Linked DNA regions of Homo sapiens: region 2 is linked to region 1. Evidence: chromatin loops called from intact Hi-C (ENCODE). Cell type or tissue: heart right ventricle. All regions are shown on one strand. Each heading gives the region's core, and the rest is flanking DNA. Links, peaks and the distances in the headings are about the cores only.

The links. A loop is a pair of places that touch in the nucleus more often than their neighbours do. Peaks named below come from ENCODE experiments on the same cell type or tissue, not always from the same donor. Only the 100,000 strongest peaks of a DNase experiment are listed, where the experiment ranks them.
Region 2: it touches region 1 in a loop (2.6-fold over the local background); 3 of 110 quality-filtered maps call a loop at or near these places.

Annotation. Positions count from the first base shown.
Region 1 is chr3:177,604,298-177,612,634 of GRCh38, reverse strand. The region is part of intron 2 of LINC00578 (long intergenic non-protein coding RNA 578); the gene reads right to left. Among named protein-coding and RNA genes, the nearest start is that of LINC00578, 170 kb to the right of the region's middle. RefSeq lists an enhancer at 1,824-2,464 and a silencer at 5,511-5,711. In heart right ventricle, for the core only: no CTCF peak of the experiment used is centred there; no DNase peak of the experiment used is centred there; H3K27ac peaks cover 1,798 bases.
Region 2 is chr3:177,703,041-177,711,377 of GRCh38, reverse strand. All of the region lies in intron 3 of LINC00578 (long intergenic non-protein coding RNA 578), which reads right to left. Among named protein-coding and RNA genes, the nearest start is that of LINC02015, 110 kb to the left of the region's middle. In heart right ventricle, for the core only: no CTCF peak of the experiment used is centred there; DNase peaks (open chromatin) are centred at 4,677 and 5,120; H3K27ac peaks cover 2,671 bases.

The DNA of each region.
Region 1 (8,337 bases), core at 165-8,164:
TGTCCAGACCCCCAATTTGCATCTCTGTTTTAGCACAGAATAAAGAGAGGGAGGCACGGTGGCTCATGCCTGTAATCCCAGCACTTTGGGAGGCCAAGGTGGATGGATCACCTGAGGACAGGAGTTTGAGATCAGCCTGGCCAACATGGCAAAATCCCGTCTCTACTAAAAATACTAAAATTAGCCTAATGTGGTGGCACGCACCTGTAATCCCAGCTACTCAGGAGGCCGAGGCAACGAGAATCGCTTGAACTCAGGAGGCAGAGGTTGCAGTGAGCCAACATTGCACCACTGTACTCCAGCTTGAGTGACAGAGTGAGATTCTGTCTCAAAAAAAAAAAAAAAAAAGAGAGAGAGGAGAGAGAGAGGACTGTTACATCTGTCAAAGTGATCAACTGCTCCTCGTGTATTTTTTGGTCCCCAAAGCATACAGAGATTATTTTTAATACTCATGATGTGATGTCTGCACTGCCCTGTGTTGCTCTGTTTTCAAGGATGATTGCTGGCCTTACTGATTACCGCTGGTGTGTACTGATGTGCCCTAGTCTCGTATATACCTAAAATTCCTTCTTACACGGTTCAGCAGCAAAAATTATGTGCAATTAAATCATCCTTTATAGCTTTACAGCCTGTACTTCCATCACGAAGGGGTAGAGCAGTGTGTGATTCTTATTGCCTTCATCCCTTAAAGCCAGAGCACTTGTCATTCCTGGACCAAAACTGGGTGTCTCCATCCAGCCTTCAGTGGAATAGTGCTTCTTTCTGCCAGAGCATTTCACTATTCCCTTTTCTCTGAGGATTCTTGTGCACCTAATGTTGCCTGGGCTTGATTTCAGTCAAGATAAAGGCAGTATCGAGATGCAGCTTGTAGCCCCTTTAGGAAGCTTCCAAATTACGGGGCACTTAGAAAGGAAAAAGTTTTTCTTCCAATAGTTTCAGAAAAGAAAAAAGTCTGCCAGTAAATTTTAAATGTGTTTGTTAGAAAGCGTGGTGGGGGGTGAAGAGGAGAGGGAAATAAAAAGAATCAATAAAAACCCTCTTCCCAGCTGTTCATTCCACAGCCTGCATAAAGAATACACATCTTTTTGATTAAAGTGCAGCTTTCATGCCCTTCTCTGGCAGGCTGCCAAGCTGGCTTAAGGTGAGGTCTGCTATTTTAAGGTGGAATTGTTTGCATTTGACTTGAAAAGACTCATTATTCCATAGCTCACTTTTTCACACTGCCTCAGAGGGGAAGCAGCAATTTAAACCTGAAGAAACAATATGGAGGAAATGACCCTCGGCCCCTCAGGGAGAGTTTAAAAAACAAAAATCCAAATAACCTAATTCCACAGCTTTCACCATTCCCAGTGGCACTTCCTATGGTTCCAAGAAACTTAAATTCGACTTGATAGGGTTAAATGTCCGTAGACACTGACATCATAAATTCCCACAACAGACATTGTAAAAATCACTAAATCTTCAGATTTACTTAGTTTAGGTGGACTTTTTTGTTCATTTATCTTGTAAATGTATCCACTCAGAAATCCATATAACTGCTCAGACTTTGAATTGATTCCAGCAAAGGATAAACATTGTGGATTGCTAGCTGAGGTTTTTTTTTTTAAGCCTGGTTGGTTTTATATTTTTTTCACAAAATATCTTGGTCTTTTAGCCTGGGAAGTCATTGAGTCTGTGTCTGAAAAACAAATCACTGCACACATGCACAAATATGGCCAAGCTGTGCCATTAACCCTAAAATATGGCTGCCTGTCTCCGCTCCTCTGCTGTTCTAGAACACTTAGCTGGGCTCACTTCCTCTTAGCCAAGATGTGCTCCCTGCATTAGAATTGCCTGAGTTAATTATTGGATTTCTTAACCAACCCATTGTATAATTTGTTAGCCTCAAATCTTTTTGGAAGTATTAATTATTGGCTGTCTTTGTGTGCCCGGAGTTTGTGAGGCACTTAGTATGTTTTTGACCACCTGTAAGCCAAAAATAAAACTGTAAGCCCCTCCAAGTGAATGCAGGGATTCCCTCTCCACCAAGGAAATTCCAAAGAAATCTGAAGAACTAGTTCAGGTTGTGACAGGAAGGAATCATTATGCTCTCTCCCTTTCAGAGTTTAGACACAGCTGACCAGCATTAACATTAAAATAGAACAGGCATTTGTTTCTTTGTTGTTTGTTTGTTTGTTTTGGAGACAGGATCTCACTCTGTCACCCAGGCTGGTGTACAATGGCATCATCAGGGCTCGCTGCAACCTCAACTTCCCAGTCTCAGATGATCCTCCCACCTCAGCCTCCCAAGTATCCGGGACTACAGGTGCACACCATCATGCCCAGCTAATTTTTTTGTATTTTTTGTAGGGACAAGGTTTTGCCATGGTGCCCAAGCTGCTCTCAAACTCCTGGACTCAAGCAATCCACCCACCTCAGCCTCCCAAAGTGTTGGGATTACAGGTGTGAGCACTGAATCTTGGCCTGAAACGCAGCCAAGAACAGATTCTTTGTAGCAATAATACAGCAAATTCCAACCTGACTCTAGTATAATATCACATAACAGATAAAGAAGGATATCAAAATATTTTACACCAAATTATGTTTCTTTGCCATATTTTGAAATGGTCCCGCAAAGCCATTTTTTGTGGGGAAACTTTTGCATCTGTAAAGAATCTCTGTTAACTTAACATAACTAGATCTTTCCCCTTCCAGCCCCCTCAACCCTGAAGAGATTAACTGAGAGTCAAATACCTTTTAAAGGTCTAAATAGGAAACATTTGCCATCTATTGTCTCTAAGGGCAGCAACCTCTGTGATATCTTCTACTAATAAGAACTTTGGTCTCCACAACCCCTTATCTTAACCCAGACACTTCTTTTTATTGATTCCAGGTCTTTAAATAATAACTAACTCTTTCAACCAATTGCCAATCAGAAAATCTTTGAATCCACCTATGACCTGTAAACTCCACTCCACCACACCCCAAGCCATCCCTCACCACCCTCTATGCCACCCCCACCTCACTTCCACTTTGAGTTGTCCCGCCTTTCCAGACCGAACCCATGCATCCCTCACATTATATTCATTGATGTCTTATATCCCCCTAAAATGTGTAAAATCAAGCTGAAGCCCAACCATTTTGGGCACATATGTTCTCAGCACCTCGTAAGACTGTGCCTTAGGTGACGGTCACTCACATTTGGCTTAGAATAACCCTCTTCAAAGATTTTACAGAGTTTGACTCTTTTCATCAACTCTTTTCATCAACATACCTTTTAGCAAGATGGTGTCTCATAAATATAAAGCAGGAATTTTAAGTTTATTTTTTCCCTTCTTATCCAAATCTCACTGTTCTTTTGTTATTATTAGCACTTGGAACTGATATTTGAATATTTCCCCATTGCACTGTAATAATGCACAACAATCTGCGTGTATCTGGTACAGAATGATCGTTTTCCAGAAACAGAGAGAGGGTTCTTTGTCTTGTGATATAAAGAAAATATAGTCATAAATTAAAATGTCTATGCTATTGTTAATTTTTTAAAACTATAGAACAAAACAATTCCACACAGAGTAGATGGGAAATGAAATGGAATACTTTTCCTCACCTAGATTAGATGATTTCACTTTTCCCATTCTGTCTATTTCCTTTCTATGTCTTCTCTCAAGTTGTAAAGTTTCTTTTAAAAAATAATTTTTTAAATAAATAAACAGTTTGAATTTAACACATGCAAGAAGGGCTTTGATATAACTGCTCACAACACACTGGTGGAAATCACTGAGTTGTAGGGACAGCTCTATAAAACATTTCTGCAAGGCAATGGAATAATTTACTTTCTTCAAAAGACTCAGTCAAGTCCTTTTAGCTCCCAGAAGAGTACAATCTACCTCAGTTAAAAGATGAGAAGAGAGTCACTAATGGCTTTGGGCAGAAACCTTCCTATGTCAGTACCTGGAAAGGGTTACCCTGGGCCCAGGTGTGGCCTCAGCTTCACTACACACATTATGTCAGTAAATCATCGATTTTTAGTGTTAGTTCCCATTTGAGAATTAAAGCAAAGGTCATGAGTTTCTTCCTATGTAAATATACATATGTCCATGTATCACCAAAGCCCTTTCCTGGACCCCACTACCCAATTTTTAAGTTTGCCCAGAGGTGATATGTCTCTGGAGCTAGATTCATGCAAAGCAAACCCAAAGTCTGATTTACTAAGCCAGAATGCCAATTTACTCATTTAGAACTGGCGACATGGCTTGGCCCAGGAGTTAGGCCAACTGTCTGCACATTCCCTTTTGGTAGGTAGAGCTACACAGAAAATCAAATTACAGATCCGAAGACTTCCTGGTGATTTTAGAAATAGAACAGAGGAGGTGGATGTTATCATGCAATAGCAGCCTGATCAATTTCTCTTCTCCATTCCAAGGATATTTGTGTCTACCTTCCAACCTCAGAGTCCCCTCTCCCCTAGATGCTGTTTGTCAAATTCCAGTATACAGAGGGGAGGGGCTCGGAAGATAAGTCTGTCTGTCACTTGCATAAAATTATTAAGCCAAACAAGTTAAATGCAACTCAGAGTGTGGCAGATTTGGGGACCACTCCAATCATTTCTTCTTCAGGATGTGTTCCTTTTGAGGATTTCAGAATTACTTTATTAGTAATGAGTACACATTTCTTCTGCAGCTGGCTATAAATGGAATGTTTTTAGTTTACGTTTCAAAGAGAGAATTCGGCCTGAGTTTTTCTGTAAGTCTTCTGAGCTCATCTTGGTTGGTAATTATCAGCTACCATGCATCAACTATAGAGTTGACCCTAGTGCTTATTTGCCGTAATACAGAGCAACCATGGCACAGATCATCTAAAGCAGCTGTTTAAACGCACGTATGGTATTTTTCAAGGACATCTGCTTCCTGGGTTTTTTCTTAGATTATTATTTCATTGTGTTTGCCTTTGGAGCCCAGGAACACATTAAGTGAGAAAGAATATAGTATTTTCCACTTGCTGCTCAGTCTCTCTCTCTCTCTCCCCCTGCCACCTCCTCTCCCTCTTTCAGTAAATGTCATTCAAAGCTAAGAATCTAGAAATTCTTCTTCAGCCTATCAGCTACCACAGCAGAAATCTCAATCTCTGTTGGTAAGACTTAAAATTTTCTCCTAAATTATGCTAATGAGACCATTTGCACAGTGATTTTTTTACAAAAGGAAACAGGCTTGTCCTGTGCTCTTTTCCTTGTGAGGAACCAGGTAAAGTAAGGCAAGCAAGTTTTCCTAAGTGTATAGAACAAAATGACAAACATGAGGGCTGTGGGAAAAGCAAAGGCTAACACGGAGCCAGAGAAGCTGATACCAGGCAGTTTAGCAGAGCACTAGGGCCAAACAGTAGAACTTCAATACAGAGCTGAACAGAAGTTGGAGCGGGGACCAAGATTAAAGCAGACAAAGAGATGACAGGAAGATTTCTAGAGGCAGGGCGCCAACTCACCTGGCTGATGAGGTCATCTTTTTTAAAAGGGCTAGGATGATGTGAACAAAGTCAAACTATGATTCAGGATAGCAAATAGGAAGCATTTCATGAAAGCTGTGTGAGAGTAGCAACAGGTCAAGCAAAGCATCTCGATGTGATCCGGGCATCACAGGAAACAGGAGTAGCTTTATCTCCATGGGGCTTAGTGTAAAGATGCTATCTGGCTCCTTTCTCAACCAGTTGCCTCAGCTGAGGCATCACAAAAATCAGCACAAGATACTCCAGGGGTACTCATTATCTTCAAGTCTCCTGATGAGTTAGATTTCCTCAGAACAAGTGAATGGAAATAAAACGTAAGACAATCCAGGATTCATAAAAGCTTCACCTTGGCAGAACTCCTGGGTGGTCTAATCTTCCAGGATTCTGATTTGCTGTGCTTTCCTTTGAAACTAAATAGAAACCTCCAACAGGCCCTTATTTCTGCTTCCGAAACATGTTGAAGTTTGTCAAGAGTTTAGCTTATATTTTGGACAAAATGGCATCACTTAAGTTAATGTTCTTTAGTAAATACTGATTAAAGATATGCTCAAGAGATTTGTATTTGTATTTTCTTTCTTCAGAAGAGAAAAATTTCTTCTAAAGATGAACACAAATTGTACAAGAAATATTTTCCATTAAACTATGTTGTGGTTCTTGGCCAGGCGCAGTGGCTCACACCTGTAATCCCAGCACTTTGGGAGGTTGAGGCAGGCGGATCATCTGAGGTCAGGAGTTCAAGACCAGCCTGGCCAACATGGTGAAACCCCATCTCTACTAAAAATACAAAAATTAGCTGGGCATGGTGGTGGGTGCCGGTAATTCCAGCTACTTGGGAGGCTGAGGCAGGAGAATCGCTTGAACCCGAGAGGAGGAGGTTGCAGTGAGCCAAAATGGCACCATTGCACTCCAGCCTGGGCGATAAGAGCGAGACTCCATCTCAAAAAATATATAAATAAAATAAACTATGTTGTGGTTCTTACTTTGTGAACTCCAGAGAAGTTAAATTCTTCTCCACCAAAACCCCAGTAAACAGTAGGCCAGGAACAATGCTTAACTGCTAATACAACGTTGAGGCACTATTAGCTAAACAACACTAACAGACCCAAGTCATAAAATTTTCCTACCAAACATTATATAGGAAATATTGTCATCTTTTCCTTTAATTGCATTCAACAGAGAGCTAATTCATCAATTGCATTAACAGGTATTTAATGACTTGGGAAGAACCTGAGTGATCTTAACACTGGTGGCATGAAAGCTGTGTTGAAACTATAAGTTGTTAGGTATCTCTGCAGCAGTAAATCAGTATATTTATTGGAGAAGAGCTTTGGGGAAGAGACATCCTTTCACTTTTTTTTTTTTTTTTTTCTCAAACCTGCTAATTCCAAACAGAACTTTAAATTCACAACTGGCACCTTCCATTTCCTTTAAGGAATTGGGCAATTACTATTTGTCTCAGTCCATTTGGGCTGCTCTAACAAAATACCTTAGACTGGGTACATTATAAACAACAGAAATTTATTCCTTACAGTTCTAGAGGCTGGGAAGTCCAAGATCAAGGTGCCAGCAGATTCAGGTCTGGTGGGGGCTCATTCCTCATAGATGGTGCCTGGTTGCTGTGTCCTCACATGGTAGAAGGGGCAAACGAGCTCCCTCAGTCCTCTTTTGTAAGGGCACTAATCCCATTCAAGAGGGCTCCATCCTCATGATCTAACCATTTCCCAGATGTTCCATCTCCCAACACTGGGGATTAAGTTTCAACATATGAATTTTGGAAAAACATGAACATTCAGATCATAGCACTATTGCAACCTGCAATTTTTAAACATGAGAATAGAGCTGATGCCTTTACAGAGAATGAAAGTGTTCCATGTCTTAACCTGGATAGTGGTCACATAAAGTTGGGATTCAGGCAAATAGCTAGATATATAGATAATCAATTAAATAACATGATGACATATAAGCCAAGTGCTAGGGAACTACAGATAACAAGAGCTGTGTTTAGAGAAGGAAGACAACCCTATCCGGGGACAAGTTAGGAGGAGGTTTTATAGGAGGTGAGATTTGAGCTGGCATTAAAAGGCAGGTAACACCCAGACAAGAAGAGAGAAGAGACCATTGCTCAAAGGAGACATTCACTGTGCCCAGAAGTATGGAGGGGAAATGACATAGGAGCCAGTACATATATATAGTAGACACAGGAAGCATATTTCCTTGACTTTCATTAAAATAGCACTTTATTTACATATTCTTCACTTTTATTAGGTCCCCATCCTTCAGCAAGCTAAGCTAAATTGTAGTATGTAACGATTTCAAGTCAATTATTCTGAAGAAATCTCTTTATTCATATGACCTGTCTTTTTTCTTTTTTTTTTTTTTTTTTTTTTGAGACAGAGCCTCCTTGCTCTGTCACCCAGGCTGGAGTGCAGTGGCGTGATCTTGGCTCACTGCAGCCTCCACCTCCCGGGTTCAAGCGATCCTCCTGCCTCGGCCTCCCGAGTAGCTGGGACTACAGATGCGCGCCCCCACGCCTGGCTGATTTTTGTATTTTTAGTAGAGACCAGGTTTCACCATGTTGGCCAGGATGGTCTCGATCTGCTGACCCCGTGATCCACCCGCCTCAGCCTCCCAATGTGCTGGGATTACAGGACCTGTCTTTTTTCATAAGGATTGCAAACAAAACAAACAACAAAAATCTCTGGTATTTGGAGCATCCCCTTGGAATTTCCATGACATGACCTTATCACGGGTAATCTCCCAGAATTGAGAATTTGCAGCACTCCTTTTTCAATGAACCTTAGACAATCATTTATTTTCCACTTAATCGGTTTAGTCCGTGGAGCCTGCACTTCACTA
Region 2 (8,337 bases), core at 111-8,110, 99 kb before region 1:
ACAAAGCCACATCTCCTGCATGTATTTCAACTGTTCTTTCTTAATTATCTTGTGACATATTTTAAACTCAGCTAATTTTCTAGTTGCTTTATGAAGACAGTTTAGAGGTTATTCTACTTCACATTTTAAACTGCTTCCTAAAATATGACAGGGCTAATTTTTAAAACTCCTTTTCCCACTACTAGCTAAACACTGTCCAAATATTAATCAGATGTGAATACTTAGGCTAATAAAATAAGTAGGCCTTCAGCTCATTTGAATAGCTCAGCCAAACCTATGAAGAAACAAAATTAGCTGATACCCTGTCTGCCTTTCAGTGAATAAAAGATTTGGGCAAGATACATATTAAAACACTTTAGCCAAATGAATTAAAATTAACTTAGTTGATTATGGGAAATTTATAATGCAAATGTGTAAAACTAAACCCTTAAAATCATGATTACATAATTTCAATCATTTAATTTCAACAGAAGTAGCAAAATATTTTTTCATTTCACCTTCATGAACCACAGAAAAGAAGACAAATGAAATACATGCATTCTGCTTATTTGAAATAAAGTTTCTTCATGTTTCATCTGTAATCCCCCAAATGCCAGCATTAATCCATTCTAAATCCACAAGGCTTTCTGTTCAGACCCCAAGGAAGGCATAAGTAATGCACACAGAAGCTGTGCCAGTTCAAAACCCACAGCAGAAGCTAGTGTATCTGAAGATTCTATTGGGAATTGACTTCAAACAAATCCCCAAGTGGGGGATTTAAACATATACAGGAGCTGCTTTTTTTTTTTAAGTCCAAGTAATAGAGAGTACAACTAGCAAAATCATTTTTTTCATTATTTCATTTCAACCTGCATTTTTGATTTGTGCTGTAAAATCTTATAAAGAAAGAGGTATTAAGTATGATCTGCCCTCAGAAATTTCAAGATGGTACAAGGAAATTCAAATACAACAAACACTGACAGGTGCAGTAGGTGAATATTGTTCTCATTGCCTAGTAACTTTTTATTTGCAAAATAATTTTGAGTTGTTTTAAGTAGTATTTTCTCTACTGCATTTAAGTATATATATATAAAGTTTTTATATTACATTAAGAAAAGGATAGTAATTAGAAATTCCACCTATTAAAAATCATTAGAAATTAAGATAAAGGATCTATAAAGTAACAAATCATAAGAAATAGAATTTTATTTAGAAAATTTCAGTGCTCGAGAAACTTTCATAAACATGTCTATAACAGTAAAAAGGTATTTCTATGTGTAAAATATGTTCTAGGGAGCTTGGAATGTATAGTTTGCTAGGGAGAGAGAAAACAGACTTTTTTTTCCTTTTCAAATCAGGAAAAATGTAGTAAGAATGTATATACTAAGTATTTCTTAGCAACTCAAACTAACAAAAGTCAACTCAGCTGGGCACAGTGGCTCACACCTATAATCCCAGCACTTTGGGAGGCCGAGGTGGGCAGATCACCTGAGGTCAGGAGTTCAAGACCAGCCTGGCCAACATGGCAAAACCCCGTCTCTGCTAAAAATACAAAAATTAGCCAGGCATGGTAGTGGACACTTGTAATCCCAGCTACTTGGGAGGCTGAAGCAAGAGAATCTCTTGAACCCCGGAGGCGGAGGCTGCAGTGAGCTGAGATTGCGCCACTGCACTCCAGCCTGGGTGACAGAGTGAAGCTCCATCTCAAAAAAAAAAAGAAAAGAAAAGTCAACTCAGCACAAAATAATTTCAGAGGTACTTCACCTGATATTACAGATAAAAATTTTTATACGAATTATATTTATGTGAATTAATTGTGTTAAATGACCCAAAGCATGGTCATCATTTAAAGAAAACCTCCGGAGACTCATTTATTTTTAAAAATTAACTGCTTCCTCATTTATCTGCGTTGTAAATTAATTCTTCATTCAACAAGTGATTATTGAGCATCAACCATGTGCCAGGCACTGAGTCCGTAATACTTATCAAGGCAGCATACTCCCATTGTCCAGGAGCTAGAGTATACATGGAGAGACGCACAAGCAAGTGACTAAGCAAGTTCATTTAACAAGCACAACGTGTGCTGAGTGTTACCAAGGAAATAAACGTGACATGTGGTGGAGAAGAGCTGGAGACCTATTTCACACTGGATAATCAGGGAAGGCTTCTCCAAGGAAGTGGCATCCAAACTAAGATCTGACAGTCAAGAAGGAGCTCATCCATCACATAGAAAGAGAGCAAGGATGGCCGGGCGCGGTGGCTCACGCCTGTAATCCCAGCACTTTGGGAGGCCGAGGCGGGCGGATCACGAAGTCAGGAGATCGAGACCATCCTGGCTAACACGGTGAAACCCGTCTCTACTAAAAATACAAAAAATTAGCCAGGCGCAGTGGTGGGCGCCTGTAGTCCCAGCTACTCGGGAGGCTGAGGCAGGAGAATGGCGTGAACCCGGGAGGCGGAGCTTGCAGTGAGCCGAGATCCTGCCACTGCACTCCAGCCTGGGCGACAGAGAGAGACTCCGTCTCAAAAAAAAAAAGAAAGAGAGCAAGGATATAATGTGTTTTGTGGGACAAATGATGGTAGAGGAAATAGAGCTTAAAGTCCTGAAGAGTGAAGAAGGCTGGAGGATTGTTAGGAAAGGAGGGAGGAGCCATAGATGAGATCAGGTAGGCTGGGCTGTGATAGGGGATAGGAGTTTAATCCAATCTGTGTTTCGGAACAATCTCTCATGCTGCCCTTTGGAGAACTGACTGAAGACACGCGGCATGGAAGCCAGACCACATGTTAGGAGGCTACTATATAACACAAAGATGATAGTAACTAGACTCAGTGGTTGTAGTGGAAACAGAGACAGGGCAGTGGACTTGAGGATAGAAACAACAGGGCTTGCTGATAGATTAGATGCGATGGATTAGGCTTGATGGAGAAGTTTACATTAAAGATGTCTCCCAGATACATGTACAATCAAGATCTTTATAAAAACTCCTCTCTATTTAATATAAGGATGTGTTCTTCCCGTATACTCATTCTTACAGTTTGCTAGTTCACTGCATGTGAAAATGTACTCTGGTTTCATAAGAATGTATTTAGACTCTCAAATACAGGCCTTCAATATCATTCATAACTAAATTTCTATTTAAAAATGTATTGAGCCAAACATGGAAATCTGCAATTCTCTCTTTTCTTCATAATATGGTTAAAGCGAGCTCATTTCTTTTTTATTCCTCTTCAACATCTTTAATGGCTTCCGTAGATGTTGTCCTTGCTATTTTTGTTGTTGCTGCTGCTATTGTTGCTGTTATTGTTTTATAAAGATGACTATAATCCTTACTAGTTAACCCAGAAATGATTAAAATAATCCATATAAATAGGCTACTGCTTGGAGTGGGGCTCTCAAGTATTCTACTTAAGTCTAAGCCAAATTATTTGGCTTCCATCTCTTGAAAAATGTTAGATGACTTCATCTGATTTCCAGTCCCAACTGAGTAATGCTTGGACTTTGGGTATCTAAAATGTTCGAGCCACAAAACAAAGCTCATATAAACCTACCAATTTCTACTGAGTTGTTGGTTCAATCTTTTTCCTCTACTTTGGTTTTTACCAGTTCATGCTAATGGTCTAGATATTATGGTCATATAAGCTCTAGGTTTTTGCTCAGTATCTTCCAAGGAATTCACCTGAGCACTGGGAGCATGCAGAATAGCCAACAACAGAGTACTGTGGCGTAGCTTCACAGATAACTCACAAAGAGGCAGAAATATGTCAATAACTTTCAACAATGACCCCAGACAACACCGCAAACAGAGGCAGACTGCTAGGAAAGAAGTCACTATGAGGGTGTCCCTTACATTTTCTATCAAAGGCCCAGTTCTTATTTGGTACTGTGTTGACCCACATGGAAAAGGAGTGATTTTATTCAAATCTTCTCCAGTTGCTCTCTCATCTGTTGATTTTTTACCGCACTTTTATATCTCATACTCAAAGTAAGACGAACTCTTTGAGTTGTAGGCTCATTGTGATTTTTGTCTGCATAAATCTAGGTCAGCCTCACGAAATTATGAATATTTCAGATGGGAAAAAACAGATACCTAAGCAAGAGACTCATGTCTGGTTCCAATTTGAAATTATTTCTTCTCGTCGCTTTTCAGGTTTAAAGCTCTAAAATTTTTAGTCTAAGTATTTTCAGGAATATTTGTTATAATTAGAACTAAGGTGGGGATTCCTGTCAAGACCCGGCCTCCTGGATCTTGTTTAATGTTGAGGAACCTCACTCTCCCTCCAGCCCTTGCTACCCACAATCCCTCCAAGCACAAAATCCTAAATAAGAGAGGCCAAGCCTTGAGTTTCCAAAACTAACGATGAAGCCCAATTGGCAGTGTAGTCTAGTAGCAGAAATGTGGGTGAGCTTTGTTATATAGATCTGGGTTCCAATCCTCTGTCCACCAGTATATCTCAGGGAGATTGAGCAAGCTATTTAGCTTTTCAGAACCTCATTTCAGTTCTTTGTAGAATGGATATTACAACTCCTCTCTCATAGATTTATTATGAGGAATCAAATAAATGATGTCCTGTAAGTTCCTGGCACATGATAGGCTGCCAATGAATCTTATCATAGCAGGAGTCCCAGCTGCGTTGTTTGCTACTGGTATATTTTGCCAAGCCTGGCTGCCTGGTGGGGTGGGTCTGCCAGGAGACTGTCTGTTTCAGAAACTGAAGAGCCTCCTGGGAAAGAACTCATACAGAATGAGACTGTCAGACAAGCTTGGCCCAAGAAGAAAAAGCCTTAGTTATCTGGGGGAAAGTCTGGCTTTGACTCTGTGGTATCACCCCATCCCCCAAGCCAGCCTCTTTCAGATGTACTCATATCAGAGTCCTAAGGAGAAAGAAGACTCTGAACAAAAACAAAGAGAGCTGTTTTCTCTGAAAACATCTGGCTCACCCTCTTGTATTTCTTCCACTTCTCTTTCCATACACTCTTGATCACTGAGGACGATTCTGGCTGGCCCAATTGCCAGGAGATTCTTTATTCTCTTGGATTGGTGGGTCTGGTTTACTAAGCCCAAATCAGAGTTGCAGAACTTGGATTCTGTGGTTGGGTTACTTGAATGAAGCAAGCACCTGGCTTCCCCCCCTCCTTCCTGAGCCTGCCTTCTTTGGATGAATTTGCATTACACGGACCTCTAGAAGGACTTAGCTTTTCTAAACAAAATACAAAAGTCCAGGTTCTGATTAGCAACCTCACAGGGCAGCCACCTGTTACACTGACAAGCACATTCGCTGGTAGGCCACTGTGTCAAATCACTTTCCCACTTCTTCCCAAACAAGGAGGCAGATGCTCAGTAGAATCAGGGCAGTGTCAGGAACTAACCTTGAAAATTGGCCTGGACATGAACTGGATTGACACCACAAAGATGCTTAAGTTTTACAGGCTAAAAGTAGCCAAATTTGATCCATCCAAAAGTAGGCCTTACTCTTTTGACACTGAGGCCACCCTTGTCTCCCCTATCCTCCTTCCATGCCCTGTACCATCTCTTTCAGTAGATAAAAATACCTGAGGTCAGGAGTTCGAGACCACCCTGCTCAACACGGTGAAACCCCATCTCTACTAAAAATACAAAAAATTAGTTTGGCGTGGTGGTGGGCACCTGCACTCCCAGCTACTCAGGAGGCTGAGGCAGGAGAATCACTTGAACCCGAGAGGCAGAGCTTGCAGTGAGCCAAGATCGTGCCGCTGCACTCCAGCCTGGATGACAACAGTGAAACTCCGTCTCAAAAACAAAACAAAATAAAACAAAAACAAACAAACAAAAAACAAAACAACAACAAAAACACTTGTGCATTTCATCCCCACCTTTCACAGAGTAGAAGCATTTTCCCAAACCAAATCATGCTTTAAACTTTATCATAGGCTTCCTATTACTCAACAGAACCCACTCTTGTTATATATATACGGTGATAAGAAAGTTGCCCTGGTTGAACAAAACTAAATGGCCTTTAAAAACTATTTTCCAATTTCAGAGTACGTAAGACGAGGCCCACCCTTGACATTCTCAGTGGGCCTCAGATAGGGCACAGATCTGCATTTTTACAAGTACCCAAGGGGATACTGATGCAGATAATTCTCAGAGTTCACTTTTAGAAAATCTGAATTAGAAAAGGTCACTTAAGTTTTTAAATTATATCTGTTGATTTGGCACAATAATTTGACAGCAAAGTTGAAAGCAAAAGGAAAAAAAAATGCAACCTAGACCACCTTTCAATAAACATGAACTGAATCAAAGGAATATTCTCTGGTCTGCAGTTTTCTCCTGAAACTTCCAGATCACTTACATTCTGCAGTGATGTGCTTGTATCTCAGGATGCAAATTACCTATCTCCTGAACTCTCCTCAGAGACTTTTCCACTCAGAACAACGCCACAGTCCAGTCACCTGGTCACCTTCCTGTCCTAGGGTCATTAGAAGGGTCCATAATACACAGGCATAAATCTCTGCTTCTCAGACAACCTCTATACCAATTCAGATGGAGGGCTTTTCAGACAGCCTATGATGTTTATGTTCTATCTATTTCTCACACCCAAGGAGGCCCAAGCTTAATTTATCTGTCTGGACTATGATTCTACTTCTGAGGCTAACCTTGAGTTTTTAAAGCTCTGACACATAATGACAACAGAGGTTTTGATGGCAGCAAGCGGTGACAGGTAAGAAAAGCATGTCCATTAAAGTGTGATTAGAAAGTTCATGAGCTATTGAAACCTTTATTCCTGTCTAAAACTCCCAAAGGTCTCCTTGCTTCTAGAACATATTATTTTCTGCCTTCCAGGGACAAATCCATTTGACACATTTTTGTAACCTACAAATCAATGGACAAACCAAGCACATTAGTAGGGCTTTAAAGCCTTCAGAATTTAGACCAACTTGGGCAGGAGTCACGATGGATGTTTAGGAATATGGGAGGAGGGAGGCTACAAAGAGTTGGAAGATAGCCTAATTATTTAGACAGAACAAGGTCTAGAGTAACTGACCCAATTACAGTAACAAGCTCTGCAGGTTTTCTGGGTGGATAAGATCCAAAGGGACAAGACCCATTATTTGAGTGTTCACCTGTTTGAAAGGCACAGGGGTGAGAGACCCAGGCAGCAGCAGTCATCCTGGGGTATGTATACGCATTAGGACCCCAGTAAGTATTTGAGACTGATGACATGTTGTAGAACACAGTTGGGTTCTGGCTTGATTTAAGGCAGTAAATACAGATTCAGAAATGCAAACTTGCACAGATAGACAACAGTGGCCAGCCAGCCAGACATGATGTGGAGGAAGGGATGGTAGGAAGTGCTGTGATTCATGGGTTGCACAGTCATTCAGCACTTATTGCAGGTGGTAGACAGAATAGAGGTTGTGCAGCAGGCACCAAGGATGATCAGTGTTATAGCTAAGTCACAGCTAGGTCAGTAGACCTCAAATATGGATGTCACTCTATTCTCAGCCCATGACCCGGCCTGGGGGCAGTTGCAGGCGAGATGGCTATAATAAAATACTTCTTTGTTCTGGCAGAGTTAACTCAGGAACTAGTGTGGCACGAGTAGAACTTATAGTAGCTCTGTGCCATTTGTGCAAGTACTCAGCAAGACAACTGAGCCACACTTCTTGACACCTAGATTCTGTTAAAATAATGCAGGCTACATGATAAAATACACTATCTGTACCAGTTGTGGGCACCACACCCAGGTTTGTCACCATCTATACTTCACATCATCATCCCAGTCAAAGAAAATTCTTCTAAGGAACCAAGAGTGCCCAGTCTGATATGCAGGATTGTAACAGCCGTGCATTACACTCAACTGGCAGTGATGCCCTCCAACTTAACCTGCCGAGAGTACCTTCTCCTTTCTTCTTTTCCACCACTCTTACCTTCATTAGTTTGACAATACCATCAAAAGAGGTATATGTAAGCCCAGCATAACTGGCCAACATTTTGGAGGTAAAAATAAAAGTGTTTATCAATGCCAACCTAGTGGCAAATAAAATGAAACAAAACGTATAACATCACCAAGGCAAAAGTACTTGGTTATAAATTGCAGATGCAAATTTTTCATGCTTTTGAGCAGAAAAAAAAATGAAACAAATGATATGGGCAGTGTTTAAGCCAAACATTTGTTCAGCTCAGAGGATTCTTCTGTTGAATATAAACAGGCATTAATTTGCATGTATTTATTACTCTTAATTTTCAAGCACATTGGAGGTCAATTAAGAAACTGATAAACCTCTCTCCAGAAAAGATTACAGGAGAAAACTATTAACACACCTTTAATATGCTCGCCAGAAAATAGAACTTGGTAATTATTGCTAAAGGTAAATGT